2 separate regions of the Homo sapiens genome follow, and region 1 is linked to region 2. Evidence: chromatin loops called from intact Hi-C (ENCODE). Cell type or tissue: gastrocnemius medialis. All regions are shown on one strand. Links, peaks and the distances in the headings refer to the core of each region. The heading gives the core; the rest is flanking DNA. Region 1 overlaps LINC00327 (long intergenic non-protein coding RNA 327). Region 2 has its middle 11 kb from the start of TNFRSF19.

Region 1 (16,355 bases), core at 4,483-12,482, 70 kb before region 2:
CTTAATTTCTCTTTCATTTTTGAAAGATGGTTTTGTGGATATAGAATTCTTGGTTGGCAGCTATTTTCTTTCAGTGCTTTGAATATGCCATACCACTGCCTTCTGGCCTCCATGCTTTCTAATGAGAAACTGTTAATCTTATTGAGGATCCATTATACAGGTCAAGTCCCTTCTCTCTCTCTGCTTTTAAGATTCTTTGTCTGTGGCTTTCAACAGTTTGAATATAATGTGACTCAGTGTGGATCTCTCTCAGTTTGTCATACTTGGAGTTTATTGATCTTTTTAAATGTATATATTAGTGTTTTTCATCAAGTTTAGGGAGCTTTGGCCATTATTTCATCAAGTAATCTTTCTGAAACTTTCTCTCACCTCTCCTTTTGGGATTCCATTATGCATATGTTGATATATTTAATAGTGTCCCACAAGTCTCTAATCATTTTTCTGCCTGTTTTTTCTTTCTGTTCCTCAGACTGGATAATCTCAACTGACCTATCTTCAAGTTTGTTGATTATTTTTATCCTGCCTGATCAAATGTGCTATTGGGTGCCTCTGGTTTATTTTTCAGTTCACTTATTCTAGCTTTCAACTCCAGAATTACTATTTTTTAAATAATTTTGACCCATTTTTATTCTCTATTTGGTTAAACATAGTTATCTTTTGACATGGTTTGGCTCTGTGCCCCAACCCAAATCACATCTCGAATTGTAATCCCCAAGTTTCAAGGAAGGGACCTTGTGGGAGGTGATTGGATCATGGGGCGGTTCCCCCCATGCTGTTCTCATGATAGTGAGAAAGTCCTCATGAGATCTGATGGTTTTATAAGTGTGTGATGGTTCCTCCATTGCTCTGTCTCTCCCTCACTCTCCTGCTGCCCTGTGAAGAAGGTGCCTGCTTCCCCTTCTGCCATGATTCTAAGTTTCCTGAGGCCTCCCCAGCCATGTGGAATTGTGAGTCAATAAAACCTCCTTTGTTTGTAAATTACCCAGTCTCAAGTTGTATCTTTATAGCACTGTGAAAATGGACAAATACATCATTCTTTGCTTCAGTTCTTCAGACATAGTTTCCTTTAACTCTTTGAACATATGTTTAAATAGCTAATTTTACTCTCTGTCTAGTAAGCACAACATTTGGGCCTCTTAGGGCCAACTTCTATCAATTGCTTTCCGTGTGTGTGTATGGGACATAATTTTATGTTTCTTTGCATGTCTCACAATTTTATGTTGAAATTTTGACATTTAAAAAAATATAATATTACAAGTCTGAAAATCATATTCTTCCCTGCTGAATTGTGTTGTTGCTCCTTGCTTTTAAATGTTGTTTTTATTTATTTCATGGCTTTTCTGAACTAATTCTATAAAGTATGTATTGTTTATTATATGTGGTCATGGGAGTTATCAATTAGCTTAGTGATTGGACATCTAATGATTGAACAGAGATTTCTTTAAATGCTGGAACCAATAAACCTCTAAATCTTTGCCATGGGTTACTATATACATGTTGGATCATACCTTTAACACTCCACCAGGCAGTTCACAATGCTGTTTTAGCCTTTACTTTCTGCTTGTGCAGAACCTTAAGGTCACCAAGAAGTGAGAGCTCAGGCCTCCTCAGCTCTTTCTTCAGAATGCCCACAGGCCTACATATGCCCCTGACCTTCCAAATTCTCAGGAATATGTCAGAGCATTTCAAAGCTCCTATGGACATCTTATTCCACAGCTTTTCCCTTTAATCTTCTTGGTTAGTCTATTGTTTGCACTATCATCCATCTCATGCAGCCTGATAGTTAAAAGACGTGCCTAAAATTATTTTCAATAAATGCCTCTTAACCCCTGGGAGAGACTTTTTACACTTGGCAAGTTCAAACCACATCAAGTAAAAATGTACCTTTTCAGTGGAGCCTTCTAAGGATGGATCAAACAATGTCAGTTCTTTGGGACTGAGGCTTTGAATGAGCTCCAGCTCTGTTCTGATCCTTTAATACTGGAATGCAGTTGTTATTTTTCTAGGCTATTGCTGAGCTGAAGAGTGGGAGATGGGCCTAAGGTAAGTTTCAAATGTTGTAAAGATTACAGTTCTTACCAAGATTCAGATATTTTTCTTGAATAAATGCTCCCTGGATGGCTGAAAGTCTTTGGTTAATGCCAAGAGAGTTGAAAAAATGGATTCTGCTTTTCTTTGCCAGTTTTTTCATTACTGTTACGAAGGAACAAAATTTTGGATGTTCTTAATCTGCCATTTTTACTACTGTCACCTATTTTAATGTTGTGTTTTTATAATCTACACTGTACAAAACTAGCCTCACAGAATTATGTTGATAAGGTGGAAGAAGAGATTTTTAAAACATTTTATTAAGCTCAGAATATTCATTTTTAAACTTTCATTCAAAGTAATGTAAATGATACTATATTTCTAAATTCATCTTCTACTGTTCATTAGTAGTCAGATTCAATAATTTATCCATAAATTATAGTTAAGTTTAAATTATCTTTTGATGAAAGAAATGGATTCTGGATCCATGAATTTCCTATATGTTGTCTTCTCCTGATAGAAAACAAAAATTCACAATCTTTTATCAAATTTAAAGATGTTTGGTGATACATTTTGACAGTGTAATATCAATATCATCACCAACTCTGCTGTCAATAAACTATGGAGCATGTCACAATAACTTACAGAAAGTCTGTTCTTTCAAGCATCCAAGTTTCATTTTGTGCTTTAATTTCATGTGGCATTAGAAAACATGTTGCCTTCCTTCCTTGCATAGGAGTGTGAGCCTCAGAAATTTGAGACTGAGACCTGTCTCAAATTTCTGAGGCTGAGGAAGGAGAATCGCTTGAACCCAGGAGGCGGAGGTTTCAGTGAGCCAAGATCGCATCACTGCACTCCAGCCTGGGTGACAGAGTGATAGATACCCTTTCTCAAAAAAAAAATTTGATATGGGCCACATTACTCTGAAGTCCATACATTAGTAGGCAGGCATGAAAGTGCCTTATGTATGTAAACAGGTTACTGTTATTTTCTGCCGAAGTTTAAGTTGTCTGTCTTCAGCTTGCAGGGTTTTTTTTTTTTTTTTTTTTTTTTTTTTTTTTGAGACGGAGTCTCGCTCTGTCGCCCAGGCCGGACTGCGGACTGCAGTGGCGCAATCTCGGCTCACTGCAAGCTCCGCTTCCCGGGTTCACGCCATTCTCCTGCCTCAGCCTCCCGAGTAGCTGGGACTACAGGCGCCTGCCACCGCGCCCGGCTAATTTTTTTGTATTTTTAGTAGAGACGGGGTTTCACCTTGTTAGCCAGGATGGTCTCGATCTCCTGACCTCGTGATCCACCCGCCTCGGCCTCCCAAAGTGCTGGGATTACAGGCGTGAGCCACCGCGCCCGGCCAGCTTGCAGGGTTTTAAAGAAGAACAACTTAGTTTTCAGTGACTTCAAATTAGGAAAAATGAAAAAGAGACGGAAAAAAATTGAAAACATTATTTTGAAGACTTGTAGCCAAGAAAAATTAGAATTTGGTCCAAACTGTAGAAAATAATAAAAATTGGAAAAAAACATTAGGCAAGACTAGAATCTAACAACAGATATATAATCATTTTGAAATAATTTTTTTCTCTCTCCAGTTCCCCATTTTACTAAAGATAAATCATGGTAGGGCTGGTTTGGTTATTATACTTGGCCTAAGTATTTGTATGCAGTGCAGCAAAAATAATTATTATTTTTACATAGGCTTTTAAATTGGCTTTGATGGAACTTTGTTCCATAAGAGGAATCTCAGATAAGACTTCTTAAAGCCCAGCCCAGCCATGGATTGTGCTATCAAATACCCATGAGTTGGGTGAAATTTCCTGCTGTCAGGGTTTCAAGATAAACCTGGGACTTCTGTGCCTGTCAGTAAGTGACATTCTTTACTTACCATGGGTCAGAAACCCTATACAGTGTGTACACAAAATATGAGGCTAATTTTTCCAAGGTCTTATTGGCTCTATAAGTCAAGTTTGATTCCTTAAAGGAAAGCACACCATTCCAGTCAAAGCCTTGGTAAAAGAACCAATTTCTCCAATTGCATCCTGTTAAAATGAAAACAGATTCTTATTGCACTTATGCAAATAACTGTGTTGCTGTAAGTTAAGAATACTCGCAAGTACTTTACAATTCTGGAGAAATCAGGTAGAGAGAAACAAATGTGTTCCAAATTTTGTTCACAGGAGTGTACTAAATTGTTAAAGCTGTCAATAGCTCAAAAGAAAAGTTTTTAAGACCTTGAAAAACAAAAGAAAGGATCAGCAAACAAATTCAGAAAAAAGTCAGGCAGGGTGCAGTGGCACACTTCTGTAATCCCAGCACTTTGGGAGGCCAAGGCAGGTGGATCACCTGAGGTCAGGAGTTCGAGACTAGCCTGACCAACATGGCAAAACCCAATCTCTACTGAAAATACAAAAATTAGCTGGGTGTGGTGGCGCATGCCTATAATCCCAGCTAGTTGGGAGGCTGAGTCAGGAGAATCGCTTGAACCCAGGAGGTGGAGGTTGCAGTGAGCCAAGATTATGCCACTGCACTCCACCTACATGATGGGAGCGAGACTCCATCTCAAAAAAAAAAAAGAAAGGAAAAGAAAAGAAAAAAAAGAAAGTAAACAGAGCAAGTGACCTTGAAGAGAAGAAAAAGAAAAAAACCAGAAAAAGAAAAATATTCAGATAACAGATGAGAATTTTTTTTTTTTGAGACGTAGTCTCAGTCTGTTGTCGAGGCTGGAGTGCAATGGCGTGATTTCCGCTCGCTGCAATCTCCACCTCCCAGGTTCAAGTGATTCTCAGGCCTTAGCCTCCCGAGTAGCTGAGATTACAGGTGCCTGCCACCATGCCCAGCTAATTTTTGTATTTTTAGTAGAGATGGGGTTTTGCCATGTTGGCCAAGCTGGTCTCAAACTCCTGACCTCAAGTGATCCGCCCACCTTGACCTCCCAAAGTGCTGGGATTACAGGCATGAGCCACCTCCCAGCCCCCCATAAAGTAATTCTTTAAAAGAAAATTGAATTGAGTCATTAGAGATGACAAAGGAGAATTTAAATAATTTATCTGATTCAAGTAATTTTTCATTTAAAACATAAAAACCAGGACAGAATGTCTTGAAAAGAGATCAGAGAACAGAAAAATTGTTTGGAAATGAAAAATATGATTGCTTCCCCCCAAAAAATCTTTCAAAGAAATTATTTTAAAATTGATAAAAAATAACTTATACAAGGTGAAAAAGTATATTTCCTGAGTGAGATAGGAAAATATTTTTTAAAAACTACAAGAAAGAAGTAATCCAGGATATCTAATATTAGACCAGCAAGAGTTTTTAAAAGAGAGAGCAGTGAAATGAAGGGAAATCATCTGTGCGTCTGTGTGTGATTTTTGTAAAATCATTTTTTAAAAACTTTTCTCAGAACTAAAAATGTTATGTCTTGAGGTTGAATTCCAAGCAGGATAAAAATAAAGAAGCCTGAAATGCATCTTTGTGAAACTTCAGAACAGTAACTAACAATAAATGGAAGATCCTAAAAATCTTACAAAGGCAAAAAACAGCCCAGCAGCTAAGGAGCAGGAGCTAGACTGCAGCAGAGTTTTCTTATCAGCAGCACAAAATGTTAGAAAACATTGAAGCAATACCCTCCAATTCAGAGGGAAAACAATTTTGAAAGTTCAATAATAGGTGTAGACAAACAATAAATGATGAAAGAGAAAATAATACATTTGATGCGATACTGGAAATTCACCTCTCTCATACCTTTCTTCCCCTCCCCAGGAGTTTACTGGAGGTTATACTCCAGTCAAAGAAGATGGAAACCAAGAAAGGACACATTTTGGAGATTAGCACTGGCTCCAGGAACCCAGTGAACAGAAGACTCAGGCTGAAGGCTTGTGCATTCAGCCCAGAGAAAATCCACTTAAATTCAGAACAATTAAGGACTCTGGGGAAGAAGGACTTCACATGGTAGTGTGATTGGAAGGCAGATAAATTTTAGGACACAATGGAAGTTCCTAAGATTTTTTATCCTTTTCCAATAGGAAGGATAAAAAAATCATCTAAAACTAGAGGAAAAATCATCTAAAACAAGGTATAAAGAAATGGCTCACGTGTGACCCTTATTTTACTGTGACATGGAGCATTTGATGAAGGATGTGGGAAGGGAGCCTGCTTAACTATGAAGTGAGTAGCATCGCCCCAGGAGCACCATGACAGATGCACAGGACATGGAGGGAAGGAAATGGCATCCTGGCACAGCCCTGGCTCTACATTGAGCAATGTAGACAAAATCATAAAGGCTGCTCTAGTTTTCTACTTTTAGAATCAACCTACAGACATGTAAGACTTAATTGTAGTTGTAGAATAAAAGATAAAAGATTATTGGCTTTCATAACAATAAAGTCCTAACAATGATTCACAGTTATTCCATGAATAAGGGTAGGGGAAAAGAGGGAGGAATGTAAGGCATTTTATATGGAGCAAGGGAGGCAAAAGACGTTGACAGAGGCTTATGGAACAACACACACACGCACACAAATAGAAGGAATATATTGCTTAAAATGACAAAAATAGCCAACATAGGCTGGGTGCGGTGGCTCATGCCTGTAATCCCAGCACTTTGGGAGGCTGAGGCGGACGGATCACTTGAAGCCAGGAGTTCAAGACCAGCCTGGCCAACATGGTGAAACCCCGTCTCTACTAAAAATACAAAAATTGACTGGGCGCAGTGGTGTGCATCTGTAGTTCCAACTACTTGGGAGGCTGAGGCAGGAGAATCACTTGAATCCGGGAGGCGGAGGTTGCAGTGAGCCGAGATCACGCCACTGCATCCTAGCCTGGGTGACAGAGTGAGACCGTCTGAAAAAGAAAAAAGCCAACATAGGAATTTTTAAAATAATATATAATTACCAAAAATTGGGGAAAATAGAGACAGGGAAGGCAGTTCTATAAGCGAGATAAATCTTTATCTTTTGTATCAGAAAGTCAATAAATATTGTCTGAATTTGATTGGTTATTTCCATTTTTATGAAATGTCTACAATAGGCAAATCTATAGAACCAGTAAAGAAATTAGGAATTCCTGTGGCTGGGACTGAAGAGTGAAATCACTGCAAGTGGTCAAGAGGGATCTTCTGAAGTGATAGGTGTGTTCTAAAATTGGGCTGTGGGGATGCTTGCACAACTCTGTAACTTTGCTAAAATTCATTTCATTACACATTTAGTGAGTTTTATGATATGTACATTACCCATCAATAAAGCTGTGTTAAAAAAAAGGCTGATTTTTTAGGCTGGGCGCAGTGGCTCACGCCTGCAATCCCAGCACTTTGGGAGGCCAAGGCGGGGGGATCACAAGGTCAGGAGATCAAGACCATCCTGGCTAACATGGTGAAACCCCGTCTCTACTAAAAATACAAAAAATTAGCCGGGTGTGGTGGCGGGCACCTGTAATCCCAGCTACTTGGGAGGCTGAGGCAGGAGAATGGCGTGAACCCGGGAGGCAGAGCTTGCAGTGAGCGGAGATCATGCCATTGCACTCCAGCCTGGGTGACAGAATGAGACTCTGTCTCAAAAAAAAAAAAAGGCTAATTTTTAAAAAGGTCAAAGAAGAGATGTGAAAATATATTATTTAGAGTTCTGTAGGCAACCAACAGGAATAAAAGTAGAAATGTTTTCTGGGATGATCTAGGAGTTGCTAGGGTGAGGAAGTGTGAAATGGAGGCAGCTGTTTATCAGTTATGTTTTTATCAGTTTATCAGTTCTGTTTTTCTATACTATTTCCATTTTGTTTATCAATGCATGTATTACCTCAGTTCATTATTAGAGATTTTTTAAAACTTTAGATTTCTTAATGCAGAAAAAAATGTTTCTTGTTTTTAATCTTTTAGAATTTAAATATGAGTAATGATGGCATGTGAGTAAATGAATAGAATTTATTTTTTCTCCTAAAGACCAAGGCCAAGGGGCAAACTCTCTTACAAACCACCGCTCATAACTTGATGTGGACAAGAGCTCAACTGGGCATCGCCAAAAGTCCATGCCACTCCCAAAATAGAATGGAGGCAAGGAGACTAAGCAACTGATCTTTCTGGGAATGACATTTGGTGCAGCTGTGTTAAGCGGTTGCCATGGACTAATACAGAAAACATAAATAATCTCAGAGAAGCAAGTGCCCGAGAAAAACGAGATGACACAGGAAGTTGCTAATGTTATCAGCTGTCTTCATCTGTTTATATAAGAACGCTGCCAAAGTAACCATCTATGTGCCCAGGTTTTAAGCCGCATGACACAACCTCTTTACCCTGAGGTGAGAGTGACATGGTGGCCAATGAGAGGCCATCACTGTGGAAAACACATATTAAGACTTTTTGAGATATGAAGTAATGGGATAGATCATGAGGACTTGAGGCTACAAGCTGACGACCTTGCAGTTGGTTCAAAGAGCTTGGGGACTTTTCAGTGTAATTTTGCTAGGTGACGAATCGGAAGCTTTCACACCTGCATTCCCTTTCTTTTTTTCTTATTTATTTATTTATTTATTTGAGACGGAGTGGTGCCCTGTTGCCCAGGCTGGAGTGCAGTGGCGCAATCTCAGCTCACAGCAACCTCCACCTCCCAAGTTCAAGCAATTCTCCTGCCTCAGCCTCCCAGTAGCTGGGATTACAGGCTCCCGCCACCACGCCTGGCTAATTTATTACTATTATTATTATTATTATTATTATTATTATTATTTTTGGTAGGGACAGGGTTTCCACATGTTGGCCAGACTAGTCTTGAACTCCTGACCTCAGGTGATCCACCCACCTCGGCCTCCCAAAGTGCTGAGATTACAGGCGTAAGCCACTGCGCCCAGCATTCCCTTTCACATAAAATGCTACGTGAATGGTGGTAATAAAACAGTCAGAGCGATTCCATGCAACCCAACAGATAACGTGGTTTGTGCATTTTTTCTATCCATGAGGGAATGAGAAAGGCTATTCCTGCCTTTCCGTCAATTCCATTCAACCAAATATTTCCCATTTTAACGTGAAATCAGACCTCTCATGGGTTGGTCTGTTGTTGGAGTGACCACACTCACTTACTCCACTTGCTCCGAGGTTCCTCTCATTACCTGAACATGCACACGGGGCCCAGCAGGCACTGAGGAAAAGGTTGAGTGGCACTTGTCATCTGCATGCCTCCCAGGTGGGTCCTGCTCAGGGAGGAGTGTCCAATAACCTTGGTGACAGCCACAGCCTGGCAAGATTCATGCCGCAGACAACACGGTGCCCGAATCCCTTCCTTATAATTCCCCAGGCATGGGGTTAGTAGACAAAGCCAGTGAAGCTGATAAGAGAAGCAACATGTAAAAGGGGAGGGCACCACGTTGTCCCCTAAGACAAGAATGGAAATGGTTTAATGAGTTTGTTACTTACTATCTACATGATGTTAAAACCAATCCAGGCAGGGCAAAATAGGTCAGAGCCTTTTCACAAAGCCAGTACTTTGTGTAGTGAGATTTTAAAGACATTACCCTGTCAGTGAGAGAGAGAGAGCTACAGTTAGACAAACATGATAAGACAAAGAGCTAAATATAAAATAAAAAATGCAGATGTGAAATCATATTTGCAAGTCTTTCTTTTGCTGTCAGTAGTTGGTAATTGGTTGTAGCCACCCAGATGCGAGTCAGATACATACAACCGTAAGTACCACTTAAAATTTCAGTGGCTAAAGAATCTTGCCAGAAAGAATTTTTTAGTCAAAATTCCTAAACATTTCTCATTGTGCCAAAACGTACATATTTGCTTATAATATATCAAAATAAAAATGAGAATTTCCTTCATTTCTGGTGTTGTGAAAAGTTCCTGATAGATATCTCATGGAGACCAGGTTCCAAGAGCATTTCCTGTGGCCTTACTGCAGACAGCAGATCATTTCAGCCTCCACTCAGGCGAATGCTTAGTGGCTGGGAGTGTGCACGCTCTGGTTCAAGTGCAGTGAGGGTGGGGTACTAGACTCACCACTTCCTAGCTGTGGGGTGTTACTCCAGGCCTTTAAACTTTTATCAGAAACTCAAGCCTTCAAGCTTTCATCTCTTCCATCTCTGCACCTCACAGGACTACCATGAGCTTAAATGAGAGCACACATAAAATATGGTAAGAAACGGGTATGATTATTTTTCCTATTTTATAATTGAAGGCACTGAGGCCAAGAGAAGTGAAGTGGCTCCAAGTCACAAAGCCTTGGGTCACAAAGCTGGGATCTGAAGGCAGACTGTCAATAGTAAGGTTGTTATACACAGTAAATGAGTTAATTCATGGAAAGCTCTTAGGAAAGCCTTGGTTATGAGAAAGCTCTCAATAGAGATTAGCTGTTTTATTATGACTTCATTCGCTTTCACGCTATTTAAGCCTTTTCCTTTATTTCACTTCAAAAATGAGGGCTTGGTGGGGCTGGGCGCAGCGGCTCATGCCCGTAATCCCAGCACTTTGGGAGGCCGAGGCGGGTGGATCATGAGGTCAGGAGATTGAGACCCTCCTGGCTAACATGGTGAAACCCAGTCTCTACTAAAAATACAAAAAATTAGCCGGGCATGGTGGCAGGCACCTGTAGTCCCAGCTACTCGGGAGGCTGAGGCAAGAGAATGGCGTGAACCTGGGAGGTGGATCTTGCAGTGAGTTGAACTTGCGCCACTGCACTCCAGCCTGGGCGACAGAGCGAGACTCCGTCTCAAAAAAAAAAAATGAAGTCTTGGTATATGTGTTCACATAGTCTCTAAGGCTGTACATTTTGAACTTGTTCCATTTCTCTGACCTTGTAACCCAGGCTTTTGGGAAAGCTGTATTCTCCAGCGGATGTGAAATAGAGATGGCAGTAACAGTAACGTAGATATAAAAATAACTCTTCCAAGTGGATCAAGTCACTGGTGAAGGAATGCATGTAAATCCTTGCAAGCCTCTTGGGCAGTCTGGTTGCTCACTAAATGTTTTTATTTAATGAAACTTGATGGTGATTTTTAAATCTCATCCTTTTAGGGTTATGTACCCCATAATAAAGGAGAAATGATGTATGGACTTTTTTTTTTTTAACAAAAGAATGAAAGCCCGATTTATAAAGTAAACATTGATGGCAAGGTTTACATAAATGGAGCAATCTCTCCTACATAAAAGGAGAGATTGCGGTGGAATTAGGTATGAGGGATGGAGAATCTCTTTCCTCTGTTCACCATGGCAGATACAACTTGTGCTGTTCCCGGCTGTTTTTTGAGGTGCCATAAGGATCAAAACAGCAATCTGTCAGTAAGTTGGTAAGTTCCATGGGGCCAACCTAAGTTTGATCCCAGCTTCCACGGTCACTAAGCCCAGGACTGTGGGCAAGTTTCCTCATCTGTGATATGGGGATAATGACAGCACCAAGCTTTTAAGTCTGTGTGGGGATTAAGTGAGATAAATGCAAGAGAGTGTGAGAAAAGGGCCTAGGATGAAGCATGCATTCTACCTATTGACTATTAGTAGTATCCATCCTCCTTATTAAAGCACACTAACAACAAAGCTATTACATGAAGACACATAAAAGCAAACTTGAAAGAGATGGCAGGAACTTCAATACTCCAGTGGCAGGAGGCAGCCTCTGTGCTCACACTGACTGCCAGGTGCCCGTGAAATAGCTACTTCCAAGAGCTGGTAATAGAGTTGAAGCGAAACTCCAGCTCCAGTACCTCCATTTCCTTAGAACTAAAATGTGGAACGTGGCTGGGTACGACAACTCCGGCCTGTAATCCCAGCACTTTATGTGGCCAAGGTGGGAAAATTGTTTGAGGCCAGGAGTCTGGGATCAGCCTGGGCAACATAGCAAGACCCCCATCTCTATTAAAAAAAAATCTTAAAAAAATTAGCCATGCATCGTGGTACACGTCTGTAGTCATAGCTACTCAGGAGGCTGAGGTGGGAGGAGGCTGAGGTGGGAGGATTGCTTGAGCTCAAGAGGTGGAGGCTGTAGTGAGCTAAGATTGCGCCACTGCATTCCAACCTGGGTGACAGAGTGAGACCCTCTTTCAAAATAGATAAATAAATAAAATGTGGAGCATACAGCTATAAACTTTCTAAAACTGAGCGTGTTACATTAAAATGGGAATTATACTTTTGAAACTACTTTTAAAAATGCTTGTATTCTTAGAAAAAGACCATTTTAATGCAGTTCAGATGAAATATCAGAAACTTTTCATGAAGAAACCATCAGAATTAAAGAATGGTATTTGATTATGATATGATTGCCTAATAATTATTGTTTGCTTGGGTTTTTTTTTTTTTTTCCAGAATCCTATTTCTTTTCTTTTCTTTTTCTTTTTTTTTTTCTTTGAGACAGAGTTTTGCTCTTGTTGCCCAGGCTGGAGCGCAATGGCATGATCTCGGCTCACCACAACCTCCACCTCCTGGGTTCGAGCGATTCTTCTGCCTCAGCCTCCCGAGTAGCTGGGATTACAGGCATGCGCCACCATGCCCCGCTAAATGTTGTATTTTTAGTAGAGATGGGGTTTCTCCATGTTGGTCAGGCTGGTCTCGAACTCCTGAGGTCAGGTGATCCGCCCCCCTTGGCCTCCCAAAGTGCTGGGATTACAGGCGTGAGCCACCGCGCCCAGCCTCAGAATCCTGTTTCTATTTAACATCGTCCTTCAACCGGCTCTGAAATTGAATTATGGGAGAAAGCCAGTTACGAAGGCACAGAACCAGACCGTGGTGTTGTGCTGGGTCTGTTCATGAGCACAGACATTCTTCCCCTCTTTTTAGGCTGAGCACATGATGCCTCTCTCGGCTTCAAAGCAAGCCCTGGAATATGACTTTCAGCATCTGCTCCTCCCACAGACAATTCCCCTATGCCCTCCCAACTCTTATCCCACCTTCCCTCAACTGCCTGGCTCACTTTTTATCCTCATTTAACTTTCCAGAGGGAATTCTTTGCATAATCAGTCTCTTGACGTATTTTACTAAAGTCACAAACTGACTTGTTTGTGAAAGTCTCGTAGAAAATGGGGTGGTGGGGGAGTCCAAGAAAACATTGTGGTGAATTGCATGGGAAAATCTGTCAACTCACTCATACTAAGGTAAGTAGAAGAAAATTTTCTTAATAATATTTGTCCAGCTAGGAAACACTTTTTCACTTGTCTTTGGTCACCAGCTTATGTTCTTCATGAGTGACATGGCAAATCCGGTTGACACACCAGTTGGGCATGACTGGTCCCTTCTTTCTGGCTTTCTCTCAGACCTAAGGGGAAAACATGGGGACCCTCGTCTACAAGCATTCTTGGGGATGGCCAGGGAATGCCCAGGCAACATGCACAGCACATAACGAGGCTTAACACAATGTCTGTTCTCAGTTGCTTGGCTATACAGGGTGCATTAACAAAGTGGTAAGCAATGGCTGGGTACAGTGGCTCACGCCTGTAATCCCAGCGCTTTAGGAGGCCAAGGCGGGCAGATCACGAGGTCAGGAGATCGAGGCTGTCCTGGCTAACACGGTGAAACCCTGTCTCTACTAAAAATACAAAAAATTAGCTGGGCGTGGTGGCGGGCGCCTGTCGTCCCAGCTACTTGGGAGGCTGAGGCAGGAGAATGGGGTGAACCCAGGAGGCACAGCTTGCAGCGAGCCGAGATTGTGCCACTGCACTCCAGCCTGGGTGACAGAGCAAGACAACGTCTCAAAAAAAAAAAAAAGTGCTAAGCAACAACAGAGACTTAGCATATCAGTGTCACACGGTGAGTGTGTGTGTGTGTGTGCGTGTGCTGCACACTACAGATGTGTGGATGTTGGGTTCTGTTCAGTTTCACTTTAATGTCGGTGTGAACCCCTCACTGTGTGTGTGGGTGTGTATGTGTGTGTCTGAGAGGATGCCAATGATGGTGAACATCGGTGAACATCCCGTTCAAAAATTGGGAAAAATGAAGGATAAGTGATGGGCATTGCTCTCTTCTCACTCATTGATTCTCCTTTCTCCAGCCCTGTCTGCTGGCACCTCTCTTCCTGTTAAGCCTCAGCTCAAGGTGATTATTGAATTCAAAGATTTAACAAGCTCACCACAGACAATACCAAAAGGGTTTCACTCCCTGACCATTCACCCAACCTCCCACTATCCAAGTTCCCTGCTGGGACACATTGCTCACTTGTAAAGCCCCAAAGGTAGATGAAGAAGATGGTCTTGTTTCTTTGCACTTCCACTCCTCACTATCCCCAATAGAAAGTTGTAGGAAGATACCCAAAATCCCTCTTCTCTTTTATTCCAGTCCAATTACTTCAATCACAAGGAATGGAGAAGAACTGGATGAATTATGATTCTCCCTGCACCCTGTGTTCTCTTGTTGACTTTCATTGGAATTTTGTTTTCTGTCCTACTAATTCTTTTTCCTGGGATCTTTAAACAGCCAGAGTAAAGAAGGCATCCAAGAAGTTTCTTCATTTCCCCTTTCCTTAAAAGTCAAACATTTGGACTGGACACGGTGGCTCACACCTGTAATCCCAGCACTTTTGGAGGCCAAGGTGGGTGGATTACCTGAGGTCGGGAGTTCAAGACCAGCCTGGCCAACATGGGGAAAGCACATCTCTGCTAAAAATACAAAAATTAGCTGGAAGTGGTGGTACGTGCCTGTAAACCCAGCTACTTGGGAGGCTGAGGCAGGAGAACCTGGGAGATGGAGGTTGTGGTGAGCCGAGATTACACCATTGCACTCCAGCCTGGGCAACAGAGCGAGGCTCTGTCTCAAAAAAAATAAATAAATAAAATAAAAGTTAAACATTGGAGTTCCGGCCGGGCGCGGTGGCTCACGCCTGTAATCCCAGCACTTTGGGAGGCCGAGGCGGGCGGATCACGAGGTCAGGAGATCGAGACCATCCTGGCTAACACGGTGAAACCCCGTCTCTACTAAAAATACAAAAAATTAGCCGGGCGAGGTGGCGGGCGCCTGTAGTCCCAGCTACTCGGGAGGCTGAGGCAGGAGAATGGCGTGAACCCCAGGGGGCGGAGCCTGCAGTGAGCCGAGATTGCGCCGCTGCACTCCAGCCTGGGCGACAGCGAGACTCCGTCTCAAAAAAAAAAAAAAACATTGGAGTTCCATAAAAAGTCAACAAAGAAAATGAGGGAAGGGACTCCTCAAAGAAATAATGTAACAAAATCTCTCAGAACGAAGAGTCATGAGATTCCAGATGGAAAGAGCCAGCCAAGTAGCCACGCAATTTAAGAGCACCATCATACCAGGGCACTTTGTCCGAAATTTTCAGAATTCCAGGACAAAGAGAAGAGGTTTAAAACTTCTAAAGGTAAGAAAAAAGAAATTCCATGTAACTTCAGAGATCTCAACAGCAGTAGTGGAAGCCAGAAGGCAATGGAACAGTGGCTTTTAAAATTTTAAAGGAAAATGTTTTCCATCTTAAAATTACATAAGCCCAACTGTAAATCAAGCATGAGGACATATAATGGCATTTTTAAATGTACAAGTTCTCAAACTTTTTTTTTTTGGCTCTTACAGCCTCTTGCAGAAAGCTAACAAAAGATGAGTTCCACCAAAAGGAGCAGTTTATTCCAATAAAGAGGAAGACATGGGGTAAAAGAAAAGAGAAATCAGAACAGGAAGAGGCAAAGCATGGGTGATGAGAAATCCCAAGACCAGCTGTGTGCCCAGTGCAGACAAGAAGTCCAGTGTAGAGGAAATTAGAAGAGATGGCTCTAGAAAAATGAAATTAATAGATCACCTGATGTATCCGAAAGTCTTGAGGGAAAACTTAGACAATTTGGGAAATTTTTGAGTGGAATTAATAAAAAGACCAAAAAAAAATCAAGAGAAAAAGATTATTAACTCCAAGAAAAACAAAAGTTTATTCAGAGACAAAAAATGATCATAATTTACTACATGGATGGCACCACTGTGACTAGCATTTACATGTAAATGGTGAATATTGAGGTAATTATTCTACAACAGAACTATTTTGGGAGTTGGGAGAATAGGAAGAGTCTGCGTGGTGGTAGAGGGGGCGGAAGCAACAGTCAAATGATCAGCTTTTGCAGGAGAGAGATCACCTACAACTGAAAAGGTGAAAAGTAGAAAGACAAGCAGCCATTCAGAGAAATGGAGGTAAAACTTCCTTACTTGCTGAAAGTAGGAAAAGTGGTGTCTCTGGGAGGAGAAAATAAGGGGAAAGGGGGGGTAGAGCCTATTGTTTTTCACAACCAGCTTGTTCGCTTAAACTCTGGTTATGTATAACTTTGGTAAAAACTAAGGCAAGCATATGCAAAAATATTCAAACTAACAGAGGAATTAGCATTGAGAGCATTTGCTCCCGGTACCATAAAACCTGGAGTTTCCAACAAAATTTCTGTCCAAACTGGCTTCA
Region 2 (16,355 bases), core at 3,068-11,067:
TGACAAACAAATTTTAGGACTTTTTTTTTTTCCTTGGCTGGATTTCCAAAGTCTCACACTTTTATTATTGCTTAGGATGGATTTACTTAAAATTCTAAACTAGGTTTGTTAATGGTAAAGGCCTTATAGCAAGGCCTGAGCAAAAGTCAACCCATCTGTTGCCTTTCATACAATGAGATGCTTGGGCTGAGAGGGGAGGCTGCTCCCCCACACAGGAATGAACAGCTCTGCTCCCCTACACATGAATGAACAGCTCTGCTCAATACAAATTCTCCAGTTAGATCAAGCCTCCGACGGGGCATGCCTGAATCTGAAACAGGAAGCTCCTGAGCTGTCAAGAACCATGCTAAACATAGTTTGGAGACACTCTTACTAAACAAAACATTTTACCAAAAATTAAACTATGGTTATTTCTTCTTTACCTATGTAAACCAAAAAGTGACTGAGACAGGTCTCATTTAATTTAGAGATTTATTTTGCCAAGATTGAACACATGCCCAGGAAAAAGAGACACAAGTTACAATAGGATCTGTGGCCTGTGTTTTTTCCAAAGAGGGTTGTGAGGACTTCACCATTTAAAGGGGAAAGAGTGGGTAGGAGGGGAAGGAGGAAAGGAAAAAAAGAGGAAAGATTAGATAATGAAGCAAAAGTTACATTCTTGTGGGGCTTTGATGGGGCTCACTGAATCCACATTTTACATGTGAAAAGAGGGAGTAGAGGAACTGTCAATAATGCATTCATCCCAAGCTAGGTAAATCTGCACTTTACATAGGATAAAGTAAACACAGAGTAGAGGAAGAAGTCAAATATGCTTTTGGCGGGCAGAGAGTTGATTTCTAGTCTTGTCTTTGTCCTGTACATGTAAAGATAAGCTGTTAATTTACACTGTCAGGATGATATTCAACAGAACCCTGTTTGGGGTTGGTTCATGGGAGGGGTATGTATTCTGAAAGATTTGCAAGCCCACAGGGAATTCTTGTGAGCAATTTGTGAGGGAGCCCACCTGAGTAGATAGGTGGTCTTCTATGATTACCGCTCTCTGTTTAGGAACAAAAGGAAGGCAGTTTTATATGATTCAGTTGCCAATCTTCACTTTTCCCTTTGGCATAGTGAGTTTTGGGTCCTGAGATTTTATTTTCCTTTCACACCTAAACATTTCCAAGTGACAAGATGATTGTGGTGTGTGAGCTGCATCTTACGGTAATGAATTGTGTATCTCACCTCCTGGACTTATGCTCTGTTCACTCCCTATTTGGTCCCCAGCACTGAGCTAGATAGAAGTGATACAAAGATGAATAGGACATGGCTCCTGCCTTCAAAGAGCTCAGGGTCTAATGTGCAAAGTGGCAACACAAACCAATTTATAGGGCTGTCCTGTAGGTGTGATGGTGTAGCAAGGTTAAGTGTATGATAGAGCATTCAAAAAACAGAGGAAAGAGGCACCTTACCCTGGTGAGGTTAGGGAAAGCTTCCAGATCAGTCTTTTTTTTTCGGTTGTTAAGCATCCTTCTGTCCTACTTCTCTCCATATATATACAAATACATAATAAATATTCCTATAGAGTTTTTAATGGGTTTATATCATACATATTGTCATGCAACTTGCCTTTTTAAAAGACTCAAAAAAATACACATCCTTCCTACGTAACCAGTTCATTTTTTAAAATAGCTACACAGTATGTATTTCTGCAATTTAACTGTTCTCGGCTTTTAGACAATTAGGTTGTTTCTAATTTTTATTAATTGCTAACGTAATCTGGAAGACAGCCTCTCCTCTCATTTTGGTCCCAGTGGGGCTATCTGCCTGTCCCCCAGGGAACATGGGGATGGGTCATTGAGGTCGTCCATTTAGCCGCTGGGGTCTGGGATCCTCCACTGGCCAGCACACTCTTCACCCGGTGGTCTACAGCAGGCTGCCTGGTGCTTTTCAGAAAACCATGGATGAGGGCCCATGCTGTTTCCAAAAAAAACAGTATGATCCTAAGACCTTCTTCTGATCAAATACACATTGGCCTCCAGAGTACCTGAGTAATACTTCCCCTGAAAGACTAAGGAGGCATTTTAAGTACCCTAAAGTGTTTCAGTGTTAAAGGCAAGAAAGGGGAGGAAATGGAGGGGTGTGGCGGTCAAGAGTTGTTCGTGGCTGGGTGTGGTGGCTCACGTCTGTAATCCTAGCACTTTGGGAGGCTGAGGTGGGTGGATCACCTGAGGTCAGGAGTTCGAGACCAGTCTGACCAACGTGGAGAAACCCTGTCTCTACTAAAAATACAAAATTAGCCAGGCATGGTGGCGCATGCCTGTAATCCCAGCTATTCAGGAGGCCGAGGCAGGAGAATCGCTTCCACCTGGGAGGCAGAGGTTGCAGTGAGCTGAGATTGCGCCATTGCACTCCAGCCTGGGCAACAAGAGTGAAACTCCGTCTCAAAAAAAAAGAGTTGTTCGTTTGTGTGTTCCCTCTGTTGTTCCACACAAGAGGGTCCATGTCTTTCTGTTTGGTCCTTCGGAGGACATTCTGGATAGGTATCCCTGATGCCTCCTCTCCTCCCCTAGTCCTCCCTTCCCCTGTCCGCACCTTTCTCAGGAGCATCAGCCCCACCCTGGAGGACACAGATGATGACTCAGTGCAGCCTCCCTCTCTCTGTGTCATGCTGGTGTCTCTGGAAAATGCACAAGCCCTTGTGCCAAGGAAGGGGGAGGGACACAAACAGGCATGGCTTGTCTCTCCACCAGTGAAGCTAAGGCTGATTAATCCCCCAAGTACCTAAAGAAAACATAACTTACCATTAATCTACATGAGGAATTTGTTATCAACCCCACGTCTTCTGTCACTTTGACCCAGACTGTACTCCTTACAAAACAATCACCTTGGCTGAACTGAGTCAAAGGTGCACCAGGCTCTCTCCTGGCCGAATTTCCATCATGAAGTCCCCACGTTAGTTAGCTGAGAACTCCTCTGCATGAGCCATCAGGGCAAATGGCACCATGAGCGATATTTTTTTCTCTAATCTCCAAGTTTCTCTACTGAGAGCAAAGGTGAATACACACATAATGTTGAAATGGATGGCTGGGCATGGTGGTTCACTCCTATAATCCAGCTACCTGGAAGGCAGAGGTGGGTGGATTGCTTGAGCCCAGGAGTTTGAGACCAGCTTGGGCAACATAGCAAGATTCTGACACTAAAATAAAAAGTCAGCCAGGTGTGGTGGCTCACACCTGTAGTCCTAGCTACTCCAGAAGCTGAGGTGGGAGGATTGCTTGAGGTCAAGGCTGTAGTGAGCCATGATTGCACTACTGCACTCCAGTCTGGGCAACAGAGCAAGACCTTGTCTCTGGGAAAAAAAAAAATAAAGACAGTCTTCTTAATTACCCTTGCACATGTAGGTTGCATTCCCAAGACTAGAATGCAAAAATACAGCCACATTGTCCTGTACCAATTTATAATCTCGCTGTCAATGTATGACAAATATGCAATCCCCTGTGCATCACCAGCTCCTCATATGTGGAGGACTTGAAGGATGGGACAGAATTGGGCAGGAAGGAGAGCAAGGAGACGTGGGGGTCAGGAGGTGTTGGATGAAGCAGTGCCAGGAAGGCACAGAGGAGAGGCCAGCACACAGGGAACTAAATGCATGCATCCACACTCGCTTGTTTATTCATTCAACAAATGCTCTTTTGGTGCCTAGTACATGCCACCCTTAGGTATTCCCTGTGTTGGGCACTGTGCGAGGCATTGGGTGCACGTTGAGAAACAATATAGGGTTTGTGGAATACAAAGCTCAGAGTTGCAAAGGAACCAGGCTGGAGGCTCAGTGGAGGGGAGACGACATGCCCCTGTGTAAGCAAGTGTGGGCTCCACCCTATAGGTAAAGGGAATGACAGGATCTTGTGGGAGATTTTAGATGATTCTTAATGGTGACCATAAGGAAAATGGATTCAAAGGGGCTGAGACTTTGGGGCATGGTGAAGGAAATGCTTGTTTGCCCTCTTAGGAAAGGTGATGAGCTAGTGCACTTCTGAATTAAATTGGAGACTTTATCTCAAGGTGAGAGTTCAGGCTGCACTGTCACGTGTAAATAAATCATTTATACCTTAAAAACAATCATCTAAAAATGACATCAGAAGACATACAAACACTGAAAACCCTCCAGCACATAAATGAAGTACTCTGAAGGTGACTTGATGGCTTGATTTTGCTGTTACCGACAAGGAGACTCCAGTTCAGAGAAGTCCTGGCTTTCCTAATCCTAACACAAAATCCAGAAATTAGGGGAAAAAGAAATGTAAAATGCACATGAGTAATACTGGGGGAAGGGAATGGAAAACAAAATTCAACATGAGAATGGAAGGAAAAACAAAATGAAGTAAAATACAATATAATACAATACAACAAATAAAACAAATCAGGGAAAAAAAAGTCTGTACGTGAACAATAGTAGACCATGAGCCAAGAATAATCTATTTGATTGATTGTGTTATATACATACACACACACACACACACACACACACAAGCTTAAAATGCAAGCAGCAGATTGGGAGACAATATTTGCAAATATATGAGATCTACATTATTACTTAAAACATAAATATCAGCCGGGTGCTATAATCCTAGCAGTTTGGGAAGCTGAGGTGGGTGGATCACCTGAGGTCAGGAGTTCGAGACCAGCCTGTCCAACACGGCAAAACCCCATCTCTACTAAAAATACAAAAACTAGCGGGCGTGGTGGCGGGCACCTATAATCCCAGCTACTAGGGAGGCTGAGGCAGGAGAATCGCTTGAACCCGGGGGATAGAAGTTGCTGTGAGCCGAGATGGCGCCACTTCACTCCAGCCTGGGCAAAAGAATGAAACTCTGTCTCAAATAAATAAATAAAATTGTTTCGAATCAGTCAGAACATGCTAAATAATAGAAAAAGAGATAGGAAATCGTAATAGTGGAAATACAAATGGCCAGTCAATATTTGAAAAATTGTCTAACTTCACTTATAATCTAATAAAGAATTCAAATTAAAATAATATTAATCAAATTAAAACAATGAGATAATATTTTCACCTATTTAATTGACAAGGATTTGAAAATACTGATAAAATTCAATGCTAGCAAAGGTGAGGTTTTGCGTCCACAACGTGTTTTCATTTCACACACTGCTGGCAATATCATCCACTGATCCGACCTTTTTGAGAGTAGAGTGGAAGTGCCATATCATTTCAAATGTGCACACCATCAAACCGAGCAATCTTGTAGGAATTTTCCCTGTATAAATATTAGCACACTCAACAAAGGTATGAACTATGATGTCGTTCACCATAACCGGTTGGAAATAATGTCTACCAATAAAGAAATATGCTAGCATTCTGATATCTTTAATCTACAGAAGTAGGTTATAAAACAATATAGTAGAGGATATTATAAGCACCTGTTTAAAAAAAGTGTCCATGTGCTTGAGTGTGTGTATGGCACGTGTGGTATGTGTACCTGTGTGAGGTGTGTATAGTGTGTGAGTGAGGGGTGTGTGTGTTGTGTGTGTGACTGTATACGTCTGTATGAAGTGTGTGAGGGATAGGTGTCTGTGAGGTGTGTGTTTCTGTGTAAGGCATTTGTACGTGTGTGGTGTGTGAAGTGTGTGTTTATGTGAGATGTGTGTGTGAGTTGTGTGTGTGTGGTGTGTGTGGCATGTTTGTGTGGAGCGTGTCTTTGTGTAGCATGTGTGTATAGTGTGAGGTGTGTGTGCATGTGTGGGGTGTATAGGGGGTGTCTGTATGAGATGTGTGCACGTGTGTCTGTGAGAGGTGTGTGTGTGCATGTGTGAGGTATATGAAGTGTTTGTGTGATGTGCGTGGTGTGTTTCTGTGTGGTATTTGTGTGGTGTGTACATGTGTGATGCATGGGGTGTGGGGTGTGAAGTGTGTATGTGGTATGTGGTATGTGTGTGCATGTATCCAGTGAATTAAATTGGAGACTTTATCCCAAGGTGAGAGCTCAGGCTGCACTGTCACGTGTAAAGAAATCATTTATACCTTAACAACAATCATCTAAAAATATTGACATCAGAAGGCATGCAAACACTGAAAACCCTCCAGCACAGAGGCTAAGTACTCTGAAGGTGACTCGATGGCTTGATTTTGCTGTTAGAAACAAGGAGACACTAGTGTGAGTTTGTGTAGCATGTGTATGGTGTGTTTGTGTGTGAGGTGGGTGTGTTACATGTCTGCATGGTGTGTGTGGGGTGTGTGTATATATATGTGAGGTGTGTGGGTTTGTGTGTGGCGTGTGTGGTCTGGATGTGTCTGTGTGTGGTTTGTGTGTGTGTGAGGTGTGTGTGTATATGTGAGATGTGTATGTGGTCTATTTGTGTGTGTGGTGTGTGAGGTGTGTTTGTGGTGTGTGAGGTGTGTATAGTGTGTGAGGTGTGTGGTGTATGTTTGTGAGGTCTGTGTGAGGTGCATTTGTGGTGTATGTGTGAGGTGTGTTCGCATACATGTGTGTGGTATGGGAGGTATGTGTGTGGTGTGTGAGGTGTGTGTCTGTGTGAAGTATGGGGTGTGTGAAGTGTGTGGTGTGTATGTGTGAGGTGTATATGTGTGTGAAATATGTATGTGGTGTGTTTGTATGTGTATGTGTTTGAGGGGTGTGTGTGTATGTGTGTGAGGTGTGTGTGTGTGAGGGGTGAGGTGTGTGTGGTGTGTGTGCGAGGTGTGTGGGGGGTTGAGGTGTGAGATGTGGGAGGTGTGTGGTGTGTGTGAGGTGTGTGTATGTGTTGGAGGTATTTGCGTATGTATGCGTGTGAATGTGTGTATGTGTGTGAAATGTTTATGTGGTGTGTTTGTATTTGTATGTGTGTGAGGTGTGTGGTGTGTGAGGAGTGCCTGTGGTGTGTGTGTGAGGTGTGTATATGTGTGAAATATGTATATGGTGTGTGTGTATGTGTGTGAGGTGAGTGTGGTGTGTGAGGTGAGTATATGTGTGAAATGTGTATATGGTGTGGTGTGTGTGTGAAGTGTATGTGTGTGAGGTGTGTATGTGTGTGAGGTGTGTATGTGTGTGAAATATGTATATGGTGTATTTGTATGTGTATATATGTGAGGTGTGTGGTGTGTGTGTGTTATGTGTGTGAAATGTGTATATGGTGTATTTGTATGTGTATGTGTGTGAGTAGTGTGTGGTGTGTGTTATGTGTGAAGTGTATGTGAGGTGTGCTATGTGTGTGAAATGTGTATATGGTGTATTTGTATGTGTATGTGTGTGAGTGGTGTGTGTGGTGTGTGGTGTGTGTGAGGTGTATGTGAGGTGTGTATGTGTGTGAAATGTGTATATGTTGTGTTTGCATGTCTGTGGATGTGTGGTATGTGTGAGGTGCCTGTGAGGGGTGTGCACACACCGGCACAGATACACTGAGGAGATGTCCCTCTTGGCTCAGCGGCGTGGACGTGTGCTATGGGATTGGAACAGTCGGGAGGAGGAAGGCGCTCGCCTTCTCTGTGCGCATGTCCTTTGACTTTTTCTTACAGACTCCTGCTCTGATGTGCTGATCTCTGAGTCATGTTTCTCTTTTCATGCTAGACCTTTAGAGAGGAAATGGTGCAATTTCTATTCTAGTTCCAACACAAGAGACCTTTCTTCTTAGGAACCTCATTTGAGGACAGCATCTTATTTTGCAATTTCTCCCCCAGTGTCAGAGACATTCCCAACAAAGGGGGTGATTGTCAGAGGTATTTGTTTCATAAAGCTTTGCACATAGATACAATTGTGAGATAAAGCAGCAGAAACGCATTTCACGTATTAAATATCACACTGAAGTAGCACTTAAGATACCAACGAGAAGGTTAAATAAATAAGAGAGAAAGAACACCCTTGGCAGAAAGCACAGCACGGCTACCTCCCTCTCTCCAGTATTTGCCAGTAAGGAAGAACTGCTGCGGCAGGAGTTGCTGAGCTATGCTCGTGTTCTCAAATCCAAAGAATATTTGTCTGGAAGTGTGTTCAACAGCTGTTGACAGGGGTTACCTCTGGGCGCAAAATAAGGCTTTTGCTTCTTGCTTTAACTATTTAAATTTACATAATTTTTTTTAAAGAAGAAAATTAGAATTGTGGGTGAGATTGGTAATTTTTTTACTTTGTTTTTCCGTAATCGTTCAATTTTCTATAATAAAATATGCTGTTTTGTAATCACAAAAAAAGAAAAAAATGCTTGAAATTAAACCTTAAACCGTGGTTTTTTTTTTTTTTTTTTTTTTGGATATGTCTTGCTTTGTTGCCTGGGCTGGAGTGCAGTGGCACAATCTCAGCTCACTGCGGCCTCAACCTCTTGGGCTCAAGAGATCCTCCTGCCTCAACCTCCCAAGTAGCTGGGACTACAAACACTCACCACGCACTACAGGCACTCACCACTTTTTTTGGGTAGAGTTCGGGGTCTCAAATTCCTGGCCTCAAGCAATCTTCCTGCCTCAGCCTTCGAAATTAAACATTTTTAAAAGGGGGAGTCCATAAGCCTCCTGTAGCCGATTTCTGTGGCCCAAGAAGCCCAGGGCAATTTACAGAGGCCATTAACACTTCAGTGGCAGAGCTCTGTGCTTGTGAAAACTAAAACACCCTTTTAGAAATATATTTGATTTAATTAACAGAAGATAATAGTGAAATAGTATGATCTAGAGTCATACAGGCCTGAGGTCAATTTCAGCCACATGACCTTGGAAAGTGACATAGCCTTTCTGACCCCTGGTTTCCCGGCCTGTGAACTGGGGGAGTTGATTAAGAGCCTGCAGAGCACCCGGCAAAGGGCAGCTAGTCAAGCAGAATACCGTGTGGAAACTGAGAGTTCCCCAGTATCCTCAGCCTCTTAGAGACCCCAAATAAGCTGTCATATCATCAAGACATTCAAGGCAGGGCTGGACACCTTCTGCTTCTGCCCACACAGCCTCTCCTGCCGGAGTCCCATGTATAGTGGGCCTTGGGGCTCTTCCCCTTTAATCACTCTCCTGACTTCACCAGCGAGACTTCCGCCATCTTTTGCTCGTTGATATTTACCATTCACCTGTTTCACAACCGGCCCTTCAAGATGACCCCCCCCTTAGACATAGTGCAAGAAGTCCTGTGTCTCCCCAGCTCCTCGGGTCTCTGCTCTGTCTTTAGGAAGGCCGCACCACTCCAGGAGAGCAGAATCACAAAATGTTGCCCTGCCCAACACTGTCCCCGCCCCACCACACACAGACCACCTCTCCTGTGTTCCCAGGTGCTCCTCCTGTCTCCATGGAGATGCCTGCCTCTGCTACACCCCTGGCTCATGTACTCTTGAAGGACCAAGCACCAAACATCCTTCTGTCTTTTGGGGCTCCCTGCCCCTGCGATAGTGGAAGACTCGCTTACTGTCTAGCTATACCTGTGTAAGAAGGTCCCTGTCAACCACTGAACTTTGTACTCTCTCTCTATTTTGAGAGAATCTCAATTGTAATTTCATACCTTCATCTAAAGAATGGTGTATATGTAACAATGAATTTTAACATGAACAAAATATTCCCTCTGAAAAACGTCCTAACACACTTCGGATTTCTCATATGTATAGAGAATAAGGCTTTTGCTTCTTGCTTTAACTATTTAATTTTACATAATTTTTTTCAAAGTCAAACTTTTGATTTGAAAGTGAAATTCCACTTTCAAATGCTATGAAACATGTTGTTTGCCAAAATGCAAAATATCTTTTTTGTTTCAACACGAGAAATGCTTAGAAAAAACAGAATTACAGAGACTTTCTCTTCCGATGGGAAACAATTTTTTCTCACCTGCTACAATCAAAGATGACAAGGCTATTTTTTTTAGCAACACTTTAAATAGCTGAGAGTTAAAGTGTGTTCCATGCTTACTGCATGTCAGTACTATTCTGGTGTTCACAAGAACCCTCGGTGTAGGTACTCTTATCATCCCCATTTTAGAAACAAGAAAGCTGAAGTTTCAAGTAACTTACTCATACTCAGAAGTTCACACATAAGTACTGGAATTCAAGCCAAGGCCACCCCATGTGAGAGGCCATCTGCCTACCTAACTAGGACACTGGAAGGTAAAAAGTTGACTAAAACAGTTTCCTCTCATAAAATTTCTTATATTTACATCCAATAATATATGTATCTCTTACTTGCTTTTCAATTACCTATAAAGCTGGAAAATAAATATAAACTAAACTCTGAGACTCAGGCAGCAGATAGGAAGTAACCTTGATAAACTTAAGAATGTTCCATAAGTAGTCAATTTCTGCTGATGAGAAATAGCAACTGTGCCATAGTATATGCTTTATAATAATCTGATACCTGAGGAAGAAAGAATACCATATATAACTGGAAGGAACGCAAAATGGTGCAGCCACTTTGGAAAACAGCTCAGAAGATTCTCATAAAACAACCTATATCTTTCACATATATGACTTAGCAATCTGACACAGGGAGACCAAAACAACAGGGAGAGAAAACAGAGCAGTGGTTTCCAGAGGTTAGAAAGGTGGGGAGGAGGCCAGGCGCAGTGGCTCACTCTTGTAATTCCAGCACTTTGGGAGGCCGAGGTGGGTGGATCACCTGAGGTCAGGAGCTCAAGACCAGCTTAGCCAATACGGTGAAACCCCATCTCTACTGAAAATACAAAAATTAGCCGGGCATTGTGGCGGGCATTTGTAATCCCAGCTACCCAGGAGGCTAAGGCAGGAGAATCGCTTGAACCCTGGAGGCAGAGGTTGCAGTGAGCTGAGATTGTGCCACTGCACTCCAGCCTAGGCAACAGAGCGAGACTCCATCTTAAAACAAACAAAGGTGGGGAGGAGTTGAATATAAAGGGAGACAGAATGAGGAGATTTGGGGGTGATGGAACCATGGTGATGGACACATGACTGTGCATTTGTCAAAACCCATAGAATGGTTCACTGTAAATCTTCTGAATAGATTCTGTAGTTTAATTGACAGTATTGTACCAAGATTAGTATTTTGACAATTGTTCTATAATTATGTAACCTGTTCACATACAAAGAAGTTGGGTGGAGGATATATGAGAACGTCCTCTACTACTTTTGCAATTCCTCTTTAATCTAAAATTATCTCAAAACAAAAAGTTTTTACAAAGCAATTTTATGATAAGCTGAGTATGGTGCCAAATAGGATTTCTGACACAGTTAAAACTGCCTTTATTTTCTATCGTGTATTAGAGGAGAAAAAAAATCTAATTTGGCCTTAGGAATTTTCTTTTCAAAATATACTATAAGCTGTATTTGTAAACATTCTCTTATTTCTCATTCTCTGAAATTGAAGGATTCTCCATCTATATTACCTCCTGACACTACAGTTCAATTTTATTTAGCAGGACCACTTTATTTTCCCTTTTTCCTCCAAAATAGATTTTGTGGGTTCCTGATTTTCACCAGTTACTCTAACTATTCTGTGTATTTAATGCCCCAACTATGTGCTGGGTGCCCTTCCATTGGATGGGTGGTTGCATTATTAAATGTTTTGACTTTATTTAGATAGGCATTTCTTGAATCAATTTTTAAGAGCGTGCCTGTCTTTATCTAACTTACTTCCTGATGAAGCGCAGATCTTTTTTTGGTAGTGGTAGTATTATTCTGAAGATGTTTCTTAGTGCCTCCTTTTGCATTTTCCTGCTGTTTCACCAACAGTTTTTGTTAGCATTATCAAACTCTACTGAGAACCAAGATTCGTAATTAGCCTGGTATATTAATCAGGATAAATGCTGAGGAGGCAGAAAAGGAAATGGAAAACATTTGATTAATTATAAGACATGAGTTGGATAGCTTCTCTGAAAACTAGCCTGGGCTCAGTAAAGTATTTAGAGGGCAATATGGCAGGTAAGAGTGACTTGGAGTCACTTATGAAAAGTTGGAGAGCAGAAGGCAGCTGGGTGCAGTTGGATGGTCTGCGGCAGTTTCCAGCATAAAGCACCCTTTCCATCACTGATGCAGGGTGTGCATGTGTGTATCTGCTGAATTAACTTGTCCTTGTTGTGGTAGTTGCTGTTGTTGTCAGTATCAGAACCACCATGTAACAGATAGTTTTGCCCGATTCACAGACAGTTTGCTTCTTTGGCACCTTCTGGATTTGACAGATTGTTTAAATCACTAGCTGCTCTATTAGCTGGTAATTTGGATAAGTATTTCTAATTTCCAATTTTGCCTGAGGGACCTTTAAGAATTGAAGCTAACAGTGCTGAGGGACTAGAAAGACAAGCCACAGACTGGGAGAAAGTATTATAGAACACATATCTGATATGGAACTTGTATCCAAAATGTACAAAGAACTCTTAAAACTCAATAATAAAAAAACATACTACCCAGTTTTAAAATGTGCAAAAGATCTGAACAGGCACCTCACCAAAGAAGATATAAGATGATAAATAAGCATATGAAAATATGCCCAACACCATACATCATTAGGGAATTACAAATTAAAACAGATACCACTACACACCTATTAGTGTGGCTAAAATTAAAAACATCATCAACAGCAACTGATAACCCAAAATGCTGACAAGGCTGCAGGGCAACAGGAACTGCCATTCATTGCTGGTGGAAATGCAAAATGTTGTTGTCACTCTGGAGGACAGTTTGGCAGTTTCTTTAAAAGTTAACTGCAGTCTTACCACATGATCCAGCAATCATGCTCCTAGGGAAAACTTATAGTCTCACAAAAACCTACACATGAATGTTTATAGAAGCTTCATTCATAATCACAAAAACTGGAAGCAACCAAGATGTCCTTCAATAGGTGAATGATAAACTATATACAGACAATGGAATACTTAACAATAAAAAGAAACGAGCTATCAAGTCACAGCAAGTCATAGAAGAAAGTTAAATGCATACTGCTAAGAAAGAAGCCAATCAGAAAAGACTACATACCATATAATTCTACCTATATAACATTATGGAAAAGGCAAAACTATAGAGACTTTAGAAACATCAGTGGTTGCCAGGGGCTCTAGGGGAAGGAGGGATGAATAGGTGGAGCACAGGGGATTTTTACAGCAGTGAAACTACTCTGTACAAAACTGTAATGGTGAACACATGTTATTATATATTAGGCAAAATCCATAGAAGTCTGGCTAGGTGCGGTGGCTCACATCAGCACTTTGGGAGGCCAAGGCAGGCAGATCACTTGAGGTCAGGAGTTCAAGACCATCCTGGCCAACATGGCAAAACCCCATCTCTACTAAAAATACAAAAATTAGCTGAGAGTGGTGGCTCACACCTGTAATCCCAGCTACTCGGGAGGCTGAGGCAGGAGAATCGCTTGAACCTGGGAGGCAGAGGTTGCAGTGAGCCAAGATCACGCCACTGCACTCCAGCCTGGGTGACAGAGCAAGACTCTATCTAAAAAAAAAAAAAAAAAAAAATCCATAGAAGTATATGCAGAAAGAATGAATTTTAGTGTAAACTATGAACTCTAGTTAATAATGCACCTATATTGATTCATTAATTATTACAAATATATCACAGTGATGCAAGATGCAAATACTAGGGGAAGCTGAGTGGGGCACAGGGAATGTATGGGAAATCTCTGTAGTAGCTGCTCAATCTTTCTGTCAATCTAAAACTGTTCTAAAAAGTAAAGTGTCTCTCTATATATAAATTGAGTGCTAGCATCAACAAAATGCAAATTTAAACTATCATAAGCTACTATTAGACTGCATTTAAATAGCTGAAATGACAAAAATTGACAATATCAAGTTTTGCCAAGGATGTAGAGCAAATGGAAATCTCCTATATTGCCAACAGGAATGTAAACTGGAACAAACACTTGAGACAACAATTTGGCAGTTTCTTTTTTTTTTTTTTTTTTTGAGACGGAGTCTCTCTCTGTTGCCCAGGCCGGAGTGCAGTGGCGCAATCTCGGCTCACTGCAACCTCCGCCTCATGGGTTCATGCCATTCTCCTGCCTCAGCCTCCCGAGTAGCTGGGACTACAGGCACCCGCCATCACGCTTAGCTAATTTTTTGTATTTTTAGTAGAGACGGGGTTTCACCGTGCCAGCCAGGATGGTCTTGATCTCCTGACCTTGTGATCCACCCACCTCGGCCTCCCAAAGTGCTGGGATTACAGGCATGAGCCACCACGCCCAGCCAGCAGTTTCTTTTGAAGTTAAACATACATACACCATATAATCCAGAAATTCTACTCCTACATATTTACTTAACAAAAATGAAAATATATATCCACACTAAGACTTGTACACAAGTATTATCAACAAATCCACTGAAAAGGATCTTCCTTAAAAAAGAGAATGATTTTATTCCTGTAAGCAGTTTGCAAACCAGGGAGACCCAGCCTTCAGTACAAAACAAAGATGCTCTCCCTGAGAACAGAGAGACAGGTTATCCTTTATAGAAAAAGCTCCCACCCAGATTCCCACTCTGGTCTGCTCTGCAAGTGAGAGGGATGCAAGTATGTTTGGTTTTGATTGGTCAATGCAAGTCACAAGTCTATTTGTTAGATCCAGAAGTCAAGATGAGACTTCCCAGCACCCATCAAATCAGGGAGCATAAATAGGAGCAGACAGCCATGAAAGTCCCCAAATCACGCGAGCCTGTGGTTTCTCAGAGAATGCAGAAGACGTTTGTGACCTGGCTCCATTCTGAATTTAGACCCAGTTAGCCACTCAGGATCCATTTGGAAGGATTGGCTCTTTCAGGTTCATGAAGTGTTCATGGCAGCTTTATTTACAGTAGCCAGAAACTGGGTTCTATCCCAGTTACCTTTAGTGACTTTCAGTCATACTCAGCTTCACTGAACAGTACCCCTGAACTGGCCCTTTAAGAAAAGGAAGGCGTCTTCTGCTCACGAGGTCGGAGGGAGTCCAGAAGGGCAGGGGGTGTCCACTGGAGCTGGGGGTGCTTTGTAGGAGGCAGATGCTGATGAGGAGAATGTAAGGCTTCAGAATATGTAGGAAAATGGGAGTTGTACCTCTTTGTAGTTTGTTGGATAGTGGCTTTGTATTAGTTTCTTGAGGCTGTGATAACAAAGTACCACAGACTTCAACAGCAGCAGTATGTCCTCGCACAGTTCTGGGGGCTGGAAGTCAGAGATCAAGGTATCAGCAGGGTTGGTTCCTTCTGAGGCTGTGAGGGACAGGTCTGTTCCCGGCCTCTTACCCTGGCTTGTAGATGGTCATCCTCATGTCCACACAGTGTTCTACCTATATGAGTGTCTGCCTCTTTATCTAAATCTCCCTTTTTATGGGGACATCAGTCATTCTGGGTTGGGGCCCACCCTAATGACCACATTTGAACTTGATTACCCCTGTAAAGACCCTATCTCCAGATAAGCTCATGTTTTGAGGTGCTGGGAGACAAGACATCAACATGGGAATTTAGGGGGATACAATCCAACCCATAACAGGCTTGAGCCTTTTTCTTTCTGTGATTATGTGGACCACAGTCCCAGATAGCAGCTACTGGTCCCAGATCATGTACAAGTGGTCCCAGCATTGTGAAGGACCTGAGGATGTCTGGGCTACCTTGGCTTTGAATAACCAGCCCAGGAGCTGTGTGAGAGCCTGTCCTGCCCCTTTAGAATACTGAAGTTTGAATTGGATCCCCTAGCTAAAATGTTGGCATTTTAATAGTTACAGAGAAAAGAAAGGAACCTTAGCTCTTCTGTTGAGGGTTTATTCTGCCTGATGCTTTCGAAATAAGTTTGTTATTTTGGCAACACTAATGAGGTAGGTGTTATCCCCTTCCTGCAGCTTAGGATTAAAAAGCTCAGTGGGACTAGGTAGCCTTCGTCCACACTGCCTAAGCTGTTATTCAAGTACAGGTAGTAAGAGGGATTTGAACATAGGCCTTTCTGACTCCAGCATCCGTGTTCTTTTCATAACCATGAGCTATTTCATTTTCTAAAAAGTGTTCAGTTGAAACAAATGCAGAAATTATTCCTCTCAATGTATGTAATAGATCTGTGTTTATCTGATCTAATCCAGGATATATCCTCTGAACAGAAAAGTTAGAAAAGACGGCATTAGAAAAGACATGCAGACAACTCAAAAAACTATGAAACTTTATGGGGAAAATGTGTTATCACCTGATCTATATCTTAAAATGGTGAGAATTCATGGCATCCACCTGTCAAGATAAAGGAGCAAAGGAACCACGCTCCAAGTTTTGGGAAGAAAATAGCACATGGTGGCGACTGGGGGTGACATGAGACCCCACTCCCCATCAGGAATCTCAGGCAGCCCCTCCCTTCTTGGATATGAACAACTGAAGTTTTCTCAATCATTTATTTTATTTTTTAACTGATTAATAATAATTATACATATCCCTGGGCACCTAGTGACATTTCTATACCTATAAGGTATAGTGATCAGATCAGGG

What was found. Peaks named below come from ENCODE experiments on the same cell type or tissue, not always from the same donor. Only the 100,000 strongest peaks of a DNase experiment are listed, where the experiment ranks them.
Region 1: it touches region 2 in a loop (7-fold over the local background); 4 of 110 quality-filtered maps call a loop at or near these places.

Annotation. Positions count from the first base shown.
Region 1 is chr13:23,480,457-23,496,811 of GRCh38, forward strand. LINC00327 (long intergenic non-protein coding RNA 327) reads left to right here. Exons shown (of 3, transcript NR_038995.1): 3 at 5,779-7,008. Among named protein-coding and RNA genes, the nearest start is that of LINC00327, 19 kb to the left of the region's middle. RefSeq lists an enhancer at 12,037-12,537. In gastrocnemius medialis, for the core only: no CTCF peak of the experiment used is centred there; a DNase peak (open chromatin) is centred at 8,235; H3K27ac peaks cover 1,417 bases.
Region 2 is chr13:23,551,560-23,567,914 of GRCh38, forward strand. No RefSeq gene overlaps it. Among named protein-coding and RNA genes, the nearest start is that of TNFRSF19, 11 kb to the right of the region's middle. RefSeq lists enhancers at 8,936-9,115, 10,346-10,575, 16,264-16,355. In gastrocnemius medialis, for the core only: no CTCF peak of the experiment used is centred there; DNase peaks (open chromatin) are centred at 7,462 and 7,912; H3K4me3 peaks cover 576 bases; H3K27ac peaks cover 3,259 bases.